2 separate regions of the Homo sapiens genome follow, and region 2 is linked to region 1. Evidence: chromatin loops called from intact Hi-C (ENCODE). Cell type or tissue: endothelial cell of umbilical vein. All regions are shown on one strand.

Region 1 (5,000 bases):
GTACGTGTGTGTCCACATGTACATATGTGTAAGAGAGAGGAGAGCATGTTGTCAGGAAACAGTTCAAGCCCTGCCATGATGATGGCAGGAGATAATGTGTATGGCAGTTGTTTGCGAGTGATCTCCATGTTTCTTAGCCTCATCCAGCTGCACTGCCTTCTTCTCCTATCCCATTACTCAACGTTACTGCTGCCTAGTGTGTGCCACACACTGGGGGATCCCAAAGCTTGAGAACTGAGGCCACTTCCCACAATGTGCTAAACTCTATTTAGCAAAATCTTGAAAACTCCTCTTTAGAAAGAACAATATTCCCGGGGAGGAAAAGCTATTTGCTTTGCCCAAATGAGACCAGAAAATTCAGAGAATTGTTACTATAGTTTACTATGTTATCACTGAAAAAGACTGGGGGGCTTTTTTTTTTAATAGAAGATCTCCTGAAATATAATTATCTGGTTTCGTGTTCCATTACACCTTCCTCATCCTTTAGAAGTACCTTTCACTCATAAGACCCCATGGCTGAGTAATGAATATCCCATAGTTTTACTCAAACTTAAGAGGAGCATGTATTCATGACATCATTCTTAGCATTTTATCAGAAGAGCTAAATTCCTAGAGTTAAATGGAATAGGAAGGAAAGGGATTAACCTCTGCTGCTGGCATAGTACAGTCACGATGCTAATGTCTCAATATGAAAAAGCTGAATTGCAGCAATATCTGAAATCACAGAGAAAGTCCTGTGAGCTTTGAAGGAAAAAATGTAAAGAAATAAAATGTAAAAAGCCAAAGCAAGATTGGGACTCTATTTTTCATTTAGACATGCTTAGTAGAAGAATCATGTATTGCAAGAGCTCACAAATTAGATAGGAGAGGAATGGGTCAGTGAGTTCTGAGATGAGAAAGTTTTTAGAACCTGTAACTTGTAATTGTATTATGGGTGAGTTCCAGCTGTTCCCCTAAGCATATTTTAAACTATAACTTCGACATAGTATTCATTCCCTTGCAATGCTTCAACAGTAAACAGCCAGGGAGTCTATTCTCTTTTCATTTAGCAAGAGGGCTTTATAGCTACACAAAATATCCCCCAGCAATGAAAAATGAAACCCACCAATGTAACATTAGCAACCAGCTGTCAGAAAAAAATCAGGAGTAGGATTGCCAGTCTGGTCATTTCATGCCAAGTGTTCTTGAGAGGCAGTGTGTGTGCGTATGTGTCTTTGTGTGTGCATGTGTACACTGTGTGTAAATGGAGTGTGTTCTGTAGCATGAGAGATGTGCGTGGGTAAATGTCCTAATGATGGCAGAATGCCCAAACATGAAGATGTAGTAGAACCGTCAGTGGTAGAGCAATATAGCACAGACTCTCTATGGCTAATTGTGCAAGGTTCCTCTCACGAGCAGGAAGAGTGAGACAGGAAGATTAAAAAGATAATATATTTTTATGTTGGAATTACTTCGTGTATTATAGGTATGTTTAACATCAGTGAGGGCTCTGGATGCCAGCTTGTAAGTGAAATGCAAACACCATGTATGTATTTTCATTTTTAACCTTCATGAATTTATTTTACAACCTCCCCAAAACATAGAAACCTACAATCCCTTCAAAGTAAACACCCAGCGCTAGCAATTTTGTCCTGCAAGCATGAAATACATTGACCATTATGAGCCAGCGCAGCGATTACCCGTGAATTCTCGTATTCATTCTCTCTCTCTCTCTCTCTCTCTCCCCCACCCCACTCTCTTCCTCCCTCCCTCTTCTCCTCCTCCCCCCCTCCCCGTGTCCCCCTCCCCCCACCCCACTCACCGTTCCCTTCCCTCCCGCATCCCTCCTCCATCTCGGGGCAGAAGAATCTGGTGGGGCTATTTTGCAGAGAGATACAAGTACCAGGTGCCAAGCGGATACCTAGCCTCCTAAACTTAATGCCAATTCCCTCCTGAAAGAGGAGGAATGCAGTGATATCAGCACCGGGGACACGGGGATAGCGAACACCACCGCGGCTCTTGGAGTTTACAGAGGAGCAACCCCAGCTCCGTCGCCACCACCTCGCGCAAAAGCCCCCACCCCACCAAGACACACACACACACACACACACACACACACACACACACACAAAACACGCCGCTCTATCCTGCCCCCCGTTCACACGCGCGCGCGCACACACACACACACACACACACACACACACACACACACACAAGCCCTGGCTTCTTTCCCCATCAACACCGATGTTGCAGCAAGTCTGTCCGCACAATCCCGCACGCCTCAGGACCCAGCCTGGGCGCAGAGCTGGCAGGGCAGGGAGCGCACCGCAGGACTTGTAAATAAACCCTGTTCCATCCAGAACCGGAGCGCTTCTTACTCCACCGACCACCCCGGAGCCCGGCGGCAGGGAGGAGGGGGCGCAAGGGGTCAGGGAATCCTCCCCCTACCTTGCAATGAGAAGAGGGACAGGAAAAAGCCCAGCACCCAGACGCTGTGCAGCCAGTAGGTCCTCATGTCTCCGCTGCGCTCGATGCTCCCTCGCGCGCTCCTGCTCTCGCCTCTTCCGCTCGCGCTCTCTCTAGTAAAACGCGCCGCTCCTTTCCCTCGGTTTCCCTCTGGGTTCTCCTGGTTCCGGCAACCCGGACAGACAAGCCTCTTGCCGCACGACGGCCGGATCCCAGAACAGCCTTGCTCTCCTCTTCGGGAGCGCAAGCCAGGGGCCGGGATGGACGCTCGTAGCCCGTGCCTGGTGTAAACACACCGAGCCCCCTTGTCCCTCGAGCTCTCCCGCTTTCCTGCTTCCTATCCTCCTCTCCCTCACTCCCCTGCAGCTTCAACTAAATGCGATGTACTTAAACAAGCAGCGCCTTATAGGACCGCGAACCGAGCCGAAAGGGCCCCGCTACTGCCATCTAGTGCTCACAGAACGGCATCGCCGCGGCTCTTCTTCGCTGTGTGTCTGTGCCAAGTCTATCCAACGCCGCCAAAGTCCCCTCTGCTCTCAGCAAACACAGGTGAAGCTCTTGCCTTCTTAAATCCTTGACTTGACCTTGCTGTCCCATAAGTCCTGAATTTCTCCTTTTCACGAGGAAGCTCTTGGAACATGCTAGCCGCACATCTTCATCACCTCATTGCTCCTCTCCCTCTCAGAAATCTCCAGTGCTTTCCTAACAACTCTATGGAAATTTTTCTCCAAATGTCACCATGACCTCCACCAAAAAGTCCAATGGCCTTTTGAAGCCTCATCCTACTTGATTTTGATGCTGCGCTTCACAGCGTGTGCCATTCCTTTTTATTTGATTTCAAAGTCACTGGGTCAAAACAATTCTGGCACTTCTGACCTTCCCTCCAAGAGCCCTCTGGGTTCCTCTGCACTTCTTGGTTTATATCTTCTGTTATAATTTCTTTAAGTTACTTGGAAATAAAAGGTCTATTACAGCTACACGAGGATGGAAACCTCCACCACTAACCTCGTGCTTAGCCCTCAGCTTAGACTTCCCAGCTGGGTACCAAGCATCTCAAACTGGATGACTCAGGGCCAGGGCTGAGTTGGGTGAGTAGGCAGATGGGGCCGCTCTGAAGAGCACTGACTAGTAGTTAGGAAAGCTGGATTTCAGTTCTGTTACTGTGGCCTCCACTCGTTGGGGACCTTAACTAAGTCATTCAATCTCTGAATTTCATTTTATTCATCCATGTATTTACATGATAATGAATATTGGTCCCTTCCAACTGTTTGTAATATCTATGCTAGGTTTCTCCACCTTGGCACTACTGACATACTGTACCAGATAATTCTTTACTGTGTGGGGCTGTCTTGTGCACTATAGGATTTATAGCAACATCCCTAGCTTCTGTCCACCAGCTGACAGTAGCACAACCCTCATCCTCCTAGTTATGACAACCAAAAACATCTCCAGGCATTGCCAAATGCCCCCTGGAGGGAAAAACTGACCCAGTTGAGAACTTCTTATCTATACCCACGTGATTTTCTTCAGGAATTATTCCCCTTTTCCAACTTCCCTGTTTCACAGGCTTCAAGAACTTTTAGAAGTATATTTAATTCTCTCTTCTCCAATTTCAGTTGATCATCAGTCTCACCACGACAATGTGTAAATGTGTCTAAGATGTCTCTATGTTTTTTTTTCAGTTTTACTGCCACCTTTTTCATAATAAACACGTGTTGTGCATTATACTTTCTGAAATACTTTTAATTATCTCTAATGCTGTGATATGTTCAAGGGCTATGTTAGCTCTTCGAGCATTAGTGGGAAATGCAGACAAAGACAAGTTAAGTGACTTTTCTTATGACATACGATAGGCCAGTGAAAGCAACATTAGCAGACCTGAAGGAGGTCTCCTGACTCTAGCAGCATTCCTGATCCATCTCTCTAGTATGGGTCTTTATTGCCACACCCCTAGATTTCTACAATAGCCTTCTACCTGATCCCTTTCCTCCATTCACTGCTCTAATCTAGTTTATACGTTACCACCAGGTTAATCTTGTTAACAGTTTCTTCAAGACTCTCACCTGCTTATGAGTTATAGCTGCTCCTTATGGTCTTCTAGAACCATACTAGAATCACCTGAGGACTTTTGCTGACGCATCATCCCACCCCAAACCAATTAGATCACAATTTTTGGGTTGCAGCCCTAGCATCCGGAGTATTTTAAAGATCTCAGGCCATCCTAATCTGCAACCAGGGCTGAAAAACACTAACCTACCAGACAGAATTCAGATTCTTCATTTTTAAAATGTAAGGTCTTCTGAAATTTCTTATCTTACCTTTAACAATTTATTTTTTTTTCAATCCCCAATGGAGACACTTTCTTCTAGATTGCTCAGTCTTCTTTTTTCCCCATGCACTTCCTTTATCTGCTGCTTGTTTGTCTTGCCAAGTCTGTTCCATTCTCAGGAGGCAATTTGCAAGTGGCCAGAGCATAGACTTTGAATCTAGAACTAGATGGATTCAAGTCCTACCATGCCTTTAACAAATGGAGAGACCTTGCAAAAGTCTCAAAG
Region 2 (5,000 bases), 110 kb before region 1:
GGAAAATGTGAATTTTATGGAATTCACCATGGAATACTATGCAGCCATAAAAAGGATGAGTTCATGTCCTTTGTAGGGACATGGATGAAGCTGGAAACCATCATTCTCAGCAAACTATCACAAGGACAAAAAATCAAACACCGCATGTTCTCACTCATAGGTGGGAATTGAACAATGAGAACACTTGGACACAGGAAGGGGAACATCACACACCAGGGCCTGTTGTGGGGTTGGGGGGAGTGGGGAGGGATAGCATTAGGAGATATACCTAATGTAAATGATGAGTTAATGGGTGCAGCACACCAACATGGCACATGTATACATATGTAGCAAACCTGCATGTTGTGGACATGTACCCTAGAACTTAAAGTATAATAAAATATATATATATATAAAAGAAAGTTTCCCTAACCTATACCTCATGCCACCATCCTTAAAATCTTAGCTCAATATATCCTTATGCAAAAATCATTTTCTAACTGTCCAACAAAAGGCTAAACACCACATCCTTTCACATTATTGTCCACATATATCTATTATTTGCACATCAGATAATAATTTTCTATTTACACCTGGATTATTACAATTGTCTCCATATAGATCTCCATGCCTTGAATGTCTTCCTCTTTTGAATCCACATGACACATTTCTACGATTACTAAATTTACAAAAAAAAAAAAAAAAAAAAACAAACAAATAGGAAGCCCCAGGCAAACTCACTATATAACTAACCCCTTCTCCAGTCACTCCATTCTGATCTTTGGTTCAGGACGTAGCAAACTAAATTACTTTTCTCACTGCATGCCATGGTGCAAGGCTCTGTTATGCTTCTATGCATTTGTACATGCTTCTGACTGGAATGGATAGACCCACCTACTAATCCATCAAGTTTATCTCAAACATTACTGCTCTATGGTACTTTCTCCCATCTTTCCCCATCCCTTCTTGTTAGCAATCTCTTCTAATGGCATCTCTTGGCACTTGGCAAATATTCCCCTTATAACATTCACTATACTTCCTTGTAATGATTTGTAAGTGCCTTACAGGCTGTTCTTTCTCATCTCAGCTCTGTATCTCATACACAGTAAATGCCCAGTAAAGAACTGTTGAGAATGAATGAATGAATGAATGAACGAACAAATTAATGGGAAGAATAATTAGTTTTTAATCAAACTAAAGACAATCACAGAGAGGCAATTCTTTGCTTGCAATGTGGCTGAGCCTTAGAAGCATTTCTCATATTAAAAACTGGAGAGTAAATCTGAAAACAAAAGATAGAAAAGAAAAAAAAATAGAGGCTAGAAATGAAGAAACAGAAGGAAACAGAGTGGGGAAGGCAGGTGAAACAGGCAATGGGGAAGATTGATGGCATAATCTACTTCCACATAGGATCCTCATATGTGGCTTCAGCTCAGCATACACGTGATTATCATAACTCCAGCAATGGGAGATTAAGCCTCAATTCCCCTCAGCAGGGCTTTCCCATCACACATGTCTTTCCTACTGCCACTAGGGATTTAAACTACCAGCCATAAGAAGCTACACATTATATTAACTCACAGAAAGAGAAAGAAGCAAAGGCAATAACAGAATTACACCTTCAGGGTCCCTGGTGAAAGGGGTATTCTCCAAAATAAAGCTAATTATTTAAATGATGGCAGTCAGTCACTGGCTGGTCATTGCAGTGGCCATATGTATGGTAATGTATTGTAGCCCCTCTGTTGGATGAGTTTTCATGCTCTGAACATCTGCCTACTGCAAGCAAGAATATGTTCTATTTAGCCTGAGAAGAGTATCATATGCACAGAATTACCCAGAACTAGAAATTCAGTAATACAAGCCAATTATTTAGGCATTGCAAGAAAGGGGTGTTGGGGTTTCGAAAGATCACTCAGTTGACAAAAATAAGATACAGATTTAACTCAAATACTGATGTGTGGGTCAAATCTGAAGCCCAGTGGTAGATAGCTGTGAAAATGTCTAGTATGCTAATAATCAGGCCACAGTGAAATGGTGTCATTACTCCTTCTCATTATCTTCCCCTGTCCCTTTACTTCATTCTCCTGTCTCTCAATGAGAATGTCAATAAACCTCACTGGAGTTAAACACTGGAAGTATCTAATTTCTCCCCGGCAAGTTCTCAGGTTCTCTTTTCTCACAGATTTTTCATTAAAAATAGGGTAATAAATGAGAGTCTTGGAAGACATAAGGAAATCTGTCTAGTAACTTTCATTAATCAAAAAGCAAGAACATAATTTACTCATTCCCCTGAGTGACATGTTTTTGCTCCATCGCATGGCTCACTTCCTCTTCTCCCTCCCCCTGCTGGTTTCCTGTCTCTCTCTATCCCCCTATTATAAGGACAACAATTTCCTCAGAGCCGTCAAACACATCAAACCTTGGTAACAGCCTGCACAAGGATGTTTCTTAAAAGGCAACGTCTGAATATGACAAATGACATTAGCCCCGTGTTTGGCAGGGTCACAGCCAAAGCCAAGACTGATATTTACAGTATACTTTATAAAACCACAAACATGTTCCTAAGTCCTATGGGATGTCATGTCACACGGAACATATATAATTAATCTTCTATTGTGACATTTACCACCTTTCTCCTCAGGCAGGCCTCTCCCAGAGATAGTTAAGTAGCCACTGCCAGAGCTGCCACCTACCAGCAATAGTCGTGTGGGTGTTTTAGGGTCTGGCACCAATACAGCATCAGACCTATGCAGCAAGAGCATTTAGTACTCAGCCTTGAAAAAAGACTCAAACTTAACAGGTGATGCAGCGAAATATTTCCCTAGTGGAATAAAACTTTCAATGCTTGGAAGGGGTGCTGGCCTTGGAGAATTGGCTGCTATCAGTTTTGGACATTATATAAATTTGCCTTAATTTAGCTCTAACATGACACTATATTTCAAGGCTTGAATACACTGATATTGCAGAAGTGGAAGTTTCAAAACTGGATACTATCAGTTTCAATCTTTACAATACCTGAATCAAGGCAGGGCCAGCAAAATGATTTGAATGGCTAAATAATAAAGTTTACTGAAAAATGTTAAAAGCTAGATTTCTATAGTAAGTATATACATACATACATGTATGTATGTATACACACACCCACACACACTTGTGTCACATATGTGTGTGTATATATATGTATGTATATAAAGATACATGTATATATATAAATATATGTATATATTTATGTATGTGTATATATGTATATATATTTATATATGTGTATATATGTATATATATTAATATATATGTGTGTATATATATGTATATATATATATATATATATTATATCCAAGATTCCAGTTCTAAGTACTATTCTTCCTCTATGGCTAGTGCCCAAGCAGAAGTCCAAGGCCAGACATCTACATGTCCCAAGATTCTCTGTCCAGCAGTGGGAAGACCACGTAACTGAGGGCAGATTTCCAAATTCCAACATTATCACAGCACTGAAAACTGTTACACTTGGTCAGCTAGGCAAGTGCAGTTGTTAATCCCAGACTGAGCAATTGCCTAAGCAGCAAGTCCGACACACATTAAGATTGGCATATCCTTATGACACCCCTCCATGAATACACACAGAAATCTCAATTTTCATATGCTAGCTTTAACTCCATCGTTTTCTCTAATAGTCAAGAAATCAAATCAGTGAGCTGGAGTGTTTAGTGGAAATATGGTTGTTCCTTTCTACTGAATATAAAATTAAATAATTCACATGTTAGTATTTCATTATGAATAACAAGATAATCACAACACAATTGACAACTCATGAACAGACTTTAGGATATCAAAACCCTATGGTTGAGCCATGCTTCACAAGATAATCATACCATACGCCTTCTATGCCAGACATAGTGCTAAGAACTTTACGTATTACATTTAATCATGATCACAGTCAGAAATATTAGATTATGTACCCAAGCTCATACAACTGGCAAAGTTTTGGATCCAGGATTTTAAAGCAGATTCTTCCTACTGCAAAGACCATGATCAACCACTATCCTATTTATAATGACTCTCCGCCTCAATCTTCACCTCAAAATCTTGGGTGCTCCCCAGTGGCAAGATCAAGGTCCTGCTAACTATGACTACAACCTTATTTATAGTCTTACTTACTCCCCGTACTCTAAGACTCAGGTCAAATGAATCCTCTTGGCAACTTCTCTGAAAATTCGACACAAGTTATTGTTCTCCTCTAGTGCAGTGAGAGCTTCTACCCTCCTCTACTCTACTGCTCCTTCATCAGGGCAATTTTTCTCCCCAGGGAGTTATCTGGCAATGTCTGAAGATATCTTCAGTTGTCACAACTGCGGTAATCCTACTAGTATCTAGTGGGAAGAAGCTCCAGTTGCTTGCTAAACATACTCAATGCACAGGAAAGCCTCTTACAACAAATAATGACCCATCCTGTCTCAATAGTGTGAGGTCGAGAAACCCTGGTGTATATGATAATCATCTTTGTAACTTCCTTAAGGAATTTAACACTTTTCATCTTGCATTACATAATATACAGAATATTCTCAGAGGTAAGAGGCTATGTCTTACACAATTTTATATTACATATCCTTTTCCTTTTCAAGAGTGACTTACTGTTCTAAGTAACTAATAGGTGTTCATTAAGTGTTGGGGACCGTATGATTGATGAACAGTCTACAGACAGTTGACTCTTTAGGGTAAATTCTGAAAGACACATTGGAAGAGTTGTGTGAAACAGTGACTGCATCATAGAATCCTGTAGATATGAGGTGGCCAACATATCAGATGAACAACAATCTCATTTTAAATGCATGGATGACGAAGACCAGAGAAGCAAAATGAATTGACTAAGGTCACAGGGCAAGGGCCGCTTTCTTAGTCCTTAGACTGGGCTATATATTAAACAAAGCCAACACTATATAAGAAAAGGATCAAAAGCAGAAAATATCTCTTAAATAAGTAAAATTTCTCTTTTCTCAGGAGAATGAAAATCTCCTCATGACATG

Evidence for each region. Peaks named below come from ENCODE experiments on the same cell type or tissue, not always from the same donor. Only the 100,000 strongest peaks of a DNase experiment are listed, where the experiment ranks them.
Region 2: it touches region 1 in a loop (2.9-fold over the local background); 2 of 110 quality-filtered maps call a loop at or near these places.

The regions. Positions count from the first base shown.
Region 1 is chr3:117,994,755-117,999,754 of GRCh38, forward strand. LINC03051 (long intergenic non-protein coding RNA 3051) reads right to left here and starts at 2,825. Exons shown (of 3, transcript NR_182298.1): 1 at 2,428-2,825. RefSeq lists an enhancer at 2,496-3,042. In endothelial cell of umbilical vein, a CTCF peak has its summit at 2,908 (motif pointing left); a DNase peak (open chromatin) is centred at 2,847; H3K4me3 peaks cover 828 bases; H3K27me3 peaks cover 922 bases.
Region 2 is chr3:117,882,882-117,887,881 of GRCh38, forward strand. All of the region lies in intron 1 of LINC03051 (long intergenic non-protein coding RNA 3051), which reads right to left. Among named protein-coding and RNA genes, the nearest start is that of LINC03051, 110 kb to the right of the region's middle. In endothelial cell of umbilical vein, no CTCF peak of the experiment used is centred here; a DNase peak (open chromatin) is centred at 2,350.